2 separate regions of the Homo sapiens genome follow, and region 1 is linked to region 2. A link is an interaction called in ENCODE POLR2A ChIA-PET data of the cell type or tissue named here. Cell type or tissue: A673. All regions are shown on one strand. Each heading gives the region's core, and the rest is flanking DNA. Links, peaks and the distances in the headings are about the cores only.

Evidence for each region. ChIA-PET counts read pairs that join two places held together with the same protein. Peaks named below come from ENCODE experiments on the same cell type or tissue, not always from the same donor. Only the 100,000 strongest peaks of a DNase experiment are listed, where the experiment ranks them.
Region 1: POLR2A ChIA-PET joins it to region 2 with 11 read pairs; 2 of 35 experiments call an interaction of 5 or more read pairs at or near these places.

The regions. Positions count from the first base shown.
Region 1 is chr3:2,656,324-2,661,715 of GRCh38, reverse strand. All of the region lies in intron 4 of CNTN4 (contactin 4), which reads right to left. Among named protein-coding and RNA genes, the nearest start is that of CNTN4-AS1, 400 kb to the left of the region's middle. In A673, for the core only: no CTCF peak of the experiment used is centred there; no DNase peak of the experiment used is centred there.
Region 2 is chr3:2,456,625-2,462,016 of GRCh38, reverse strand. The region is part of intron 3 of CNTN4 (contactin 4); the gene reads right to left. Among named protein-coding and RNA genes, the nearest start is that of CNTN4-AS2, 320 kb to the right of the region's middle. In A673, for the core only: no CTCF peak of the experiment used is centred there; a DNase peak (open chromatin) is centred at 2,996.

The DNA of each region.
Region 1 (5,392 bases), core at 324-5,323, 200 kb before region 2:
CTCAGCCTCCTGAGCAGCTGGGATTACAAGCACCCGCCACTACGCCTGGTTAATTTTGTACTTTCAGTAGAGACAGGGTTTCTCCATGTTGGTCAGGCTGGTCTTGAATTCCCGATCTCAGGTGATCCGCCCACCTCGGCCTTCCAAAGTGCTGGGATTACAGGCACGAGCCACCACGCCTGGCCAGGATTTTTTTTTTTTAAACAAAAATTATTTGATCACAGCTTTTTTGCTTCTTTCTTATACAGCATCCTGAGAAGGGAGTGATCCATCGAGCATGTTTTGGAAAAAGCTGATCTTGACTAATATAAACATTGCAAAATCTTGTATAGAAAGTCAGAAATGTTTTATTTCAGTCCTAGATACATAAATCACAGGGTCAACTTAAGTATTCAGAGGTTGATGACTTTCTGGAATACTCATGCTAGAGGCACTCCTCCTTGGGGCTGCCTGGCTTTGGGATATTTCCCTGCCATGAATACACTTTCAAAACAACAACTGGAGACATAAGAAAAAGCTAAATCATGCTTAGTGTATTTCCTTTGTCATCTTAGTCTGGCTAAGAATTAGTTGGAAGATGGTAGCTATTGGCTCAGCTGAAGAAAAACTGTTTGGTAGTAGTAGGATATAGAGGATACTTATTTCACTGTCCCTTTACCTCCGCTCCTTAACTATAATACCAAAAAATCATGGGAAGAGCTTGAAACAGTGCTTGGCAAAGGTCAGTGTTCAATAAATATTGTTGATTTTAATTATTACCAGAATTAGAGGGGTGCCTAGTTGTGATGACCTTTAGTAAATCATTTTGCCATTCTGGGCTTGAGTTCCTTTTGTCTTTCAAAAGCATAAAGGTGGGATTAAATTGCCTCTGATTCTTTGTCCTGCTCTGACGTGCTGGGCATCAGTTGTGTTTAACTTCAATCTTATATCTGTCATTCTGGCCTTCGGAAAAAAGCATTCCTGTGTGTTCCCGTTTTGAGGATGCAAAGAGTAGGTAACCAAAGTCTAGATTATCACCTCTGGTGGAGACAAATAGAGGCAGGTATAATCCCCAAAAGAAGATAATTCAATGTTATTTCCATTTGACCTTGGAATTTCAAATGACTCTGGTGCTTTAAATTCTCTTTTTTAATTTGCTCCATACCACAGTTTTAATTGCCTGGACATATGCCAATTAATGGCAGGGTTAAGACAGGCCTGAAGCAGACAAAACCCAGAACTTGTCTAACAGACAATATTGCTCTGGATTCAAAAAAGCAGAGAAAATTTATTCAAAGTGAAGCGTCCTAGATATCTAAGGTGAACACACGCTGTTTATTTTGCGTAGTTTGCTGCTTTATCTCCTCACACATGAAATACTTGGTTGATATAACAGTGCCAGTGAATCCACCTCCCCCAATATTAGGACGTCTTTCTTAAATAAGTCCTTGCAGACTCATAACTCTATTTCTTTTTTTAAAAAATGTTTTGAGTATACTATTAGAGTTTTTTTTTTAATCATTTATAAACCATCTCTTAGACCTTGAGAAATCAGTGCGTGCTGTGGCTTTACAGTTTTCAGGATGTTGGATGCTTTCAAATGAACTGAGGTCACTCCTCACATAGATTATTCACAGTCAGAGTAGCTTGGGAAGAAATGTAAATTTCTGTGGCTGGGAGGAAATAGAGATTTGCCAAAGCCCAGTGACTGTGCATCAGATCGTCATGCTATTTTAAAAGCCAATAAAAGACAAACAGAAATAGGATTTCATGTACAAGGTATAGTGAGAAAATGAAGCTGTTCACACAATCCCTGACCAGGTTTCCAGTTCGATGTATCTGAACAGGAGCAATGTTTTAAGAAATTTACATGTTATTGGGTTTAAAATGTCTCTCAAAACTATTGTGTACATTTAGGATGAGTTCAAACATCACCACATCAAAAGAAAACAATCAAACAAATATTTGTCCATATCAAATATACCAGATATTATGACAAATTGTAAAGCATAACAAATGAAAAGATGTGGCTCTGGGCTCAGGTGACCATCTGGTATGTAGAAAGCCAAGTCAAATAAGTGAAAAGGGAAATAATAAAATTAAGGACCAACTTGAACATTAGTGTAAAAGTCGTTAGAATTCACTGATCTTTATAGGACATAAGAGAACAAAAACCTCACTGCAGACTAGGGTAATACCTATAAGATAATACACATTTGCCCTCTCTTCCTTCTTTTTCTTCTTCTTCTTCTTCTTTTTTTTTTTTTTTTTTTTTTGAGATGGAGTCTCCTCTGTCACCCAGGGTGAAGTGCAGTGATGTGATCTCGGCTCACCGCAACCTCCACCTCCTGGGTTCAAGTGATTCTCCTGCCTCAGCCTCCCGAGTAGCTGGGAATACAGACATGTACCATTACACCTGGCTAATTTTTGTATTTTTAGTAGAGACGGGGTTTTACCATGTTGGCCAGGCTGGTCTCCAACTCTGACCTCAAGTGATCTGCTCGCCTTGGCCTCCTAAGATTGCTGGGATTACAGGTCTGAGCCACCACCTGGCCTGCTCCTATTTTTAAGAAGGTTCTTACTGAATTTTACTCTTCAATAAAGAGTATCAATTCTGTCTCTAATGAGACAAAGTATGTGATTTTTTTGAACAGAGCATTCTTTCTGATCTCACTGTATTTTTAAACCAAATACAATTCATGAGACCTGAAATATTAGGTTAGTTCTGTGTGTGTGTGTGTGTGTGTGTGTGTGTGTGTGTGTGTGTGTGTCTGTTTGTGTGTGTGGGTGTGTTATTTGCATGTCCACATAAAAAAATGCAAGTAGGTATTTATTCTTATGGATTCATGATTTGCAGCTTATCCCTTTCTGGACCTAGAACCTTGAACATGCTCTATTGGAGATAGAGTGAGCTTCATTATAAAAAAAGGCTTGAAACTAAGACCCAGTAAATCAGGCCTGGGCAAGTCACTCCACCTCTCTAAGTCTCACTTACTTCAGATAAAATGTGAATACTACTACTCACTTCCCAGATTATGAGCTAATATTAAACAAAATAGACATTCTGCTGCAAATGTCCAAAAGGAATAAAGGATGGTACAAATGCTCATGGTTTGGGTATTTAAGGAAATGGGAAGGATGATTCTTCACAAATATGAAGTGAGATCCTAAGGTAACAACACAACATAGATGGAACAGACTTTAAATTTATTTGTGTGAATTTCAGTAAATCGTATTACCTCTGTGTGCTTTACTTTTCCGTCTTTGACAAATGAGAGTGTCCATGGTACCTGCCTTCATAGTCATGTGATGTAAGTATTGCAGGACTTTTCCTTAGCTCAGCTAATGATGGGGTCCTTGTCTGTCCCATGGCCATGAAAATTTAGGCTCACAGACGGTTTGAAGTGTGAGTAAGACAGGGTTTTATTGGGTGAAAGGAAGAAAAAAGGAAAACAGGGACTCTTGCTGGGCCAGAGTCCCTGACAGAGCACTTCCCACCCTGCCGAATCCCAGGTTCCACACAGGAAGAGGAGCAGCCAGGCTCCTCCCCGCTGCAAAAGGTGCGAACTTCCTGTGGGTCCACCCCAGGGCACAGGCTGGCTGGAGTTTTGCCAGGTACCCCCTCCGACCTGGCTGTCTCATAAGCACAGCATTAAATGAAATAACACATCTAGTTCACTTCGCACAGTATCTAGTATGTCATTCATAAAACATAGCTATTTACTATTATAATCCTTTCCTCTGTATGGGCAACTCATCCTCATGGCTTCAGTTACCACCTGATACATTCTATTCAGGTGTCAGAACAAGCCGGAATAATTTGTCAGTGTTATCTGTCAATGATATGGAAGGTACAGTGTGGCTGATGATTTTGAGGGTTTTATTTCATATGCCCCCACTGAAATTAAGAAAGTCACTGGTCAAAAAGAGGTTAAGAAATCTTTCTTATAAACATATATATTTTTTCTCTAGAACGATTTGCATTAGAAAACAGTAACTGCAATATGCCATTTTGAATATCTATCTCTACCCAAACCACAGAGCCATAAACATACACATCCGATGCATGACTCACCCATCTGAGAAACTGCGCATACGCACCCCATGCTAGCTAAATACGTAGGTTTACAGAATGCATATTTAGAAAAAACTAATTTACTTCCTGTGCTCCCTGTAGTCCCATCTTGTTTTCATGCAGCTGATCCAACTTTCAATTCACAAACGCAAAACCTCCTTAGAACCAAAATAAATACTAATCTTAAATTCAATGTACCCTGACAGCAAATAAGTTTGCTGTGCTTACTTCAGCATGAATAAAAAGCCCACAAGGAGACTCCTACATAAGAGTATATTTACAAGTTCCATTACCCACTGGAGAGATTGATGTAATAAACCTATAATAAAAAGCCTCATGTTACAGATTTCTCTAATGTTTCTTATCAAACAGTCTGTATTATCTTGGCTTGTGTATTCAATGTAAAATAGGTTTCCAATAAGTGCCTCGAAGCTAGAGGTCATTTTTATTTAGTTTTCTGACATGTAGGAATGTTTACAAAGACACTTTCTACCCTTAGAATTGGAAAAATATGCTTGTCCGGTCAAGTACTTCATGACATTAACCTACGTATTTATTTTGAGTTTTTAACAGTTTTCCAAGCTGTAACAGTTGGCTGTCCCATTGCATAATTTATTTTTATTGCCAAGTAGGAGTGGGTGAACTGTTCCAGATCACATCAAAACACCACTGTAATCTTAAACTATTTTTCATTATGTATAGGTTTTTCAGAGAGCTTACTCATTTGAGTTTGAAAATATCTGACCAGAACTCCCAATGAGCTATTCTCCTGAACTCTGAGGCAAACCACTTAGATGAAACTGGCAGTCCTTCCACCACAGGAAAAGGAAGACAGCTGATAAGGTACGAATAGAATACTTGAACAGATACCGACATTGGGGTCTAAAGACCACCTCCAAGTTCCAGTTGCTGCTGACTCATACACATCTGAAGAAAGATTTTTGTACATAAGCTAGTACTGCATACACATTCAGAAAATTAATTAGCTTAGACCTCCCTTTTGAGACTTGACCTCTCAATAATTTATTGTCACATTATAATTGTCACAATGTATTCATTCATTAATTCACTCACCAAATGTTAAGTTAGTCCGCATTATGCTCCAGGGACTGTACTAGAGCTTGGGATTCAAACAGAGAACAGACATAGTTGCTGTCTTCATGGAATTTACAATGTACTGGGAGAAAACAGACATCAATCAGTCATAAAAACAAATCTTTGATTACAGTTGGTGAAACATGCTCTAAAGAGAACCAGATAGGGGATCTGATGATACTTCTGGGCAATTTAATCTGGGATTATAAACATAACTGCTTTTTGCATGGGCAGAAGTAGTTA
Region 2 (5,392 bases), core at 287-5,286:
AAAGTTGTGATAACCAAAAATGTCTCCAGGCATTGCACATGCTCCTGGAGTGGGAGAAGAAAGCTTCTTCTCTTTGAGAATCACCAAATCCGAACACAAAGTCTGGCACTAGACAGGCTGAGTTAGAATCTTAGCTGCTTAGCTTGGCAGCTGTGTGACCCTAAGCAACTTGGTCTCAGAAAGCATCAGTTTGCCTCTAAGTGAAATGGGGACAATAACCAGTAGTTATTAAGTAAATGAGCCAATATAAAAAGCACTTAGAAGAGTGGCTGGCATATAATAAGCACTATAAATGATTTAACTGTTGTTATTTACACTATATTAATACGAAAATTCAAATCTGTTGCTGAATAGTCTGTTAACTTGACAAGTCACTTAAGAGCCTGGGCTTCAGTTTACTCATTGATAAAGCAGAGAGCAGCCCAGATGTTGGCTAGTGATACAAGTCGGTACAGCGGTTAAGAGCTCAGGTTCTAGAATCAGACCACGTGGGTGGGAGCCCTGGATCTACCGCTTAGTAGCTGGCCAGCCTGGGAGAGATCACTGAGCTTGCATAACTTTGTTTTCTGAAACCATAATACCTGGATATTAAAACCATAACTCCACAGGGTTAGTGTGAAAATTCACTGAGATAATGTAGATTATCTCATTAATTAATGTTAACTAATTAATTAATAATTAATAATTAATGATAACTTCCATAAATAAAAGGGAAGAAGAGTGAAAACAGTTAGTAGCTTTTTCTATAACTACTAACATTTCTAGATTTAAAAATACACATATCTGTACAAGGGAGGAGAACTAAGTTATTTAAGAGTAGAGAACACAGACAGGGGAAATGACCAATTCATCTGTGTTTATATAATCATGGATACAAATAATGGCCATGTATAATAAATATGGGCCTCAAGGTTCCTTGGAATATGGGTAAGGTGGGTTACTAGTCTTTTAGGACAGACATTTGTAAGACTGGTAAGACTGTGTAGATGAATTCCACTCATCACCCAGAAGGACAGGGGCTTCCTAGATCACACGAATTTATTTCCTAGTAAGGGGCCATAAAGGAGCAGAATTCTCAGCTTAGCTTATCGTCTTCCATAACTGGAAGCTACATGAGAACTCTCACTCTTTCAGCTACTGCTACTATTTCCAGTGATTATCATGGCACCACACACACAGTAGTTACTCAAATATTTATTGACTAACAAATTTAAAACCAAAGTTGCCATCCCTGCCAGAATCTCTGGTAGAGATGCCCCTCACATTTAATAGACTAATCTATAAGAAAAGATTTGCGTTGAGACCTTTTGGATAAAACTATCTTCAACTGTAATCCTTAAAGGCCATTCAGTCTACCCAAAGCGAAACATGAATTGTTTTTCACTTAAGATAGGGAAAACCATCATCTTCATCTATGTCAACACCCAGGAACATCAAGGAAGTGAAGAGGATAAAGGGGTCATGTACGTCAGAGGAGAAATATTAATCAAAGGCCCAGTATCTGCCCCTATCTCCTTAATATTTGAGCCCAAAGGAGGTAGCAGTCATGGCAAAGTTCCAGGCCTCACAGTGCTGATGGTGGTATCAAGCATTCACAGAACCATGAATTGACCCTGAGATTAATGTCTGGGAGTTCCAGAATAAGCATATTTATCTCTAGTGACCTGGCACGAGATTCTCAAAGTGGAAACAGTCAGAATGGCTCACCAAATGACTTTTGGAACAGTGGCAACTTTAAGGTGATTGAAAACCTGAAAAACAATGATGACCAAAGTTAGGGTTGAGCTAGGGATACCAGAAAAGAGCATGCCGAGCAACCGTGGTGATAAACTATACATAGGATAAGAAATCCAGGTTCTTCTATTGTCAGGGTGACCTCCCAGAAAAAGTGAAAGACCTTTAACTCTACACCTGCTATATTAGAGATCTATCAGAGGGAAATGTGACCGTAACTCAGCCCAGAGATAGATGGCCAGATAAGATGCAACTCATGTAACAACTCTGACCCAGCAGCAATAGCTCTCTCATGCGCTATCTTGTGAAAGATTATGAAGCAATGCCTGGGTTTAGCAGAAAAGACTACAATATAAAATTAATGATAACTTCCATAAATACAAGGGAAGAAGACTGACAACAGTTAAACTATATATTTGCTATGCTTGGCTCAGAAATGGAAGTAATACCATAAAAATCAGATCATCCTCTTATATCACTGGTTGCCCTGTGGACACATTGGTTGGGCTTATTTAGCTAGAAAGGACAGGAACCAGGTTAGCCTTTTGTTGCAGCCATAGTGGTCTAATAAAAGACTTAAACACTTTCTAGAGCTTTGAGCTGTCTTTAGTACCGCCTCTAGAATGCCCCTCCTTCTCTGCTTGCCACCTGGCCACCAGCATCACAAAGTATATCTAAAGGGCAAGACCAAGATGAAAAGTCTAACTGGCCATATCACGAGAGTTGCTCTGCACCTAGAAAATGTTATTGTTTAATTTGAAATACCATACATGACTTTTTCATAATATATTTTGCTTTGGAGATGCGCTGTAGATGGAATAATGATGGGACTGAAAATGCCATGGGAAAAGCAGGGGCAATTATAAGTGATCCCTATATGACCTGTGCATTTTTCTGGTTTTCAAGTTCGTTTTTACTGTCTTCTGAGATATCATGGCATGTGTCCACATGTGGCCAATTCTAAATGCACATTTTATTTTAGATATGCATACAACTCATAAAATTAGGTGAGGTGAAGAAAAAAGGCTGGAAAAGTATAGTGATGCATTCAAATTGCCAAAGGAACATTCCCCATTGAAGATCTTCCTAGGAAAGTGTTAACATCACTTTTGCATCACCATGGGGCAGATCATCATTTAGGAATCTGCTGAGACTGCAAGCCACTTGCCTTAGGTATTAAGTGTCTATAATTTTCATAACCACAGGGTATCCTTTTATCAGATTTGGAATATATAGGGGAAATCTGATGCTGACACTTGTTAGCTTCAGCTGAGAAAGAATGCTACATTCACACACATCTGTCTAAAGAGTGGAATGCAAAGCATGCTAGGCGGAAAGGAAGAATTGTACAGTCTAATGTACAGACGAAAGATCCAATATTGCATAAGTCACTAATACAAAGCAAATGTGCTTGGGGAAGTTTGATAGCAAAGCCAATACCCTGCATTATAGTCACCAGGCTAGAAATTTATGAGCTCCACTGTTACTTCATTTGCATTTTCTTCCTATCAAAAAATCCATTTAAAAAGGAAGCCAAGAAGAATCTCTAGTTATATAAAACAACCTTAAAAAAGCAAGACAACCATTTGGCTTGTCTTTATCCTTAAGAAAAGAAATCACAAAATTCATGGGTACTAACTTCGTGGGGAAAAAAAAATCGCACATTCTTGAAAGGCTCATTAGAAAACTGCACATAGTTTTAACAAGTATTGTCCGCTCCCAAATGATCTCTATCAACATCTCATAAGAGGGAATAAATAGATAGATAATGCTTAATTAATATCTTTAAACTTAATGAAGATATGAAAACTCAATTATACATATCTGATCATTAGAGATTTCCATTCTAACAAAGATAGTTTATTTAAAAAGATACAAGTAAAAGCTTAGCTCAACTTACCCTATAGGACTGTTATACACAAGAAAGATATGTATGTCAGGGTTAGATAAAACATCGTTCATTTTTTAAACACAATTCACTTTATAGGTTAATATTAACTTCTAATGGTATAAAAATGGACTCATACATTGTAACTTTACTATTTGGTTTAATTCATTGTAGCACAGTTAAATTAAAATGTGGTCAAATACTATTAATGTAGGCACATCTCCAGCTAATAAATTATACTGAGCAGGAGAGTGTGCAATTCAGTACTGCAACTGAGACTTGTATACAGTCTCCATAGTTTGCAATGCTGTAGAGAATGGCTCCCTATCACTTCCATGCAAATGAAGCTGTGGTTCCACAGACGGAACACATTACTCTGAAAATGGAAGGTGGGAGATGTTTGGTCTGAGCAGGAATCTTTCCAACACGCTTCTAAGTGAATCCTGAGGTGGTCAAAATCTCATTTCTACTAATAATGTAATTCATGAGCCCTCAGCATGGCCAAGTGGCAGAGTTATCTGTGCTTTCTCAACTGAGAAAGACAGTTAACAGACAGGATCTCACACTTGGGATGTAAACGTACCTTGAGAAGGGCATTGGGCTAAAACATGCTTAATGAATTACACAGGGACATGGAAATTTCTGCATTTAGGTTGAGAAAATCAACTGCATAAGCCCAATATGGCAGACAGGGGCTATGACTCAGTAGCAGATCACGAGAAAAGGACCTGGGAGTTTTAGTCTCCCCTGGTTTGTTATACACCTGCTGAATGAGCTTAAAATGAGCTGATTGAGGACATAAATGGGAATCTGCGCCCAACCATTGTCAGAACACATCTGGAACAAGCATTTGGGAATATTCATAATTTACTTTTCCAGAAAAAAATCCTAATAAACATTTTACATATTTCTTTACTGTTTGGATTTTTAACCCTGTATATATACCGTGACTTTATTTTTTAATGCCAACAGGCATACTCTGTGCTATGAAGCTTGGGGCTTGTTTTTTGTTGTTTGTTATATAATTTTCATTATTAAGGAAGAAAACTAATACATATTGTTTTGAAAAACATCAAAGTGCCTTTCAAATGTTATCAAAATATCAACAATGGCAATGATGGTAATAATTATAAAAATTACTTTTGGAATATTGTATGCAACATTGGATTCTGAATTTTAAGAGGAAACACAACAATTGAAAGTATGCCCGGGAAAAGCAGGCAAGCTTGGTATTGGGGAGGGAACAGCAGAAGCAGCTCTAGGTGTCAAGTCTGAAGCTGACGCAACAAAAGAAAGAAAGAGTATAGAGTACAGACTCAGGAACCTGGCTCATTGGGTTTAATCTCAGCGTGACCCAATATGAGGTACTTTAACCTCTCTGTGAATCCATTTCCTCATTCGTAAAACAGAGATAATAATAGTATTCACCTCATAGGGTTCTGAGAATCTAAAGAGTTCCTGGTACAAAGCACTCAGTTCATTGACTAGCACAAAGTAAATGCCAAAAACAGATGTAGCTCCCAAAGAATGGAAAACAGTTCCTCAAGCAAATACTTGTGTATGAATGTTCACAGCAGCACTTTTCACAATAGCCAAAAGGTGGAAACAACTCAAGCGTCCATAGATAGACGAATGGATAAACAAAATGCGGTATATATACACAGTGGAATATTATTTGTACATAAAAAAGAAGGAAATACTGACAGGTGCTACGATGTGGATGAGTCTCAGACATATCATGCTAAATGAAAAAAGCTAGACACAGAAGGT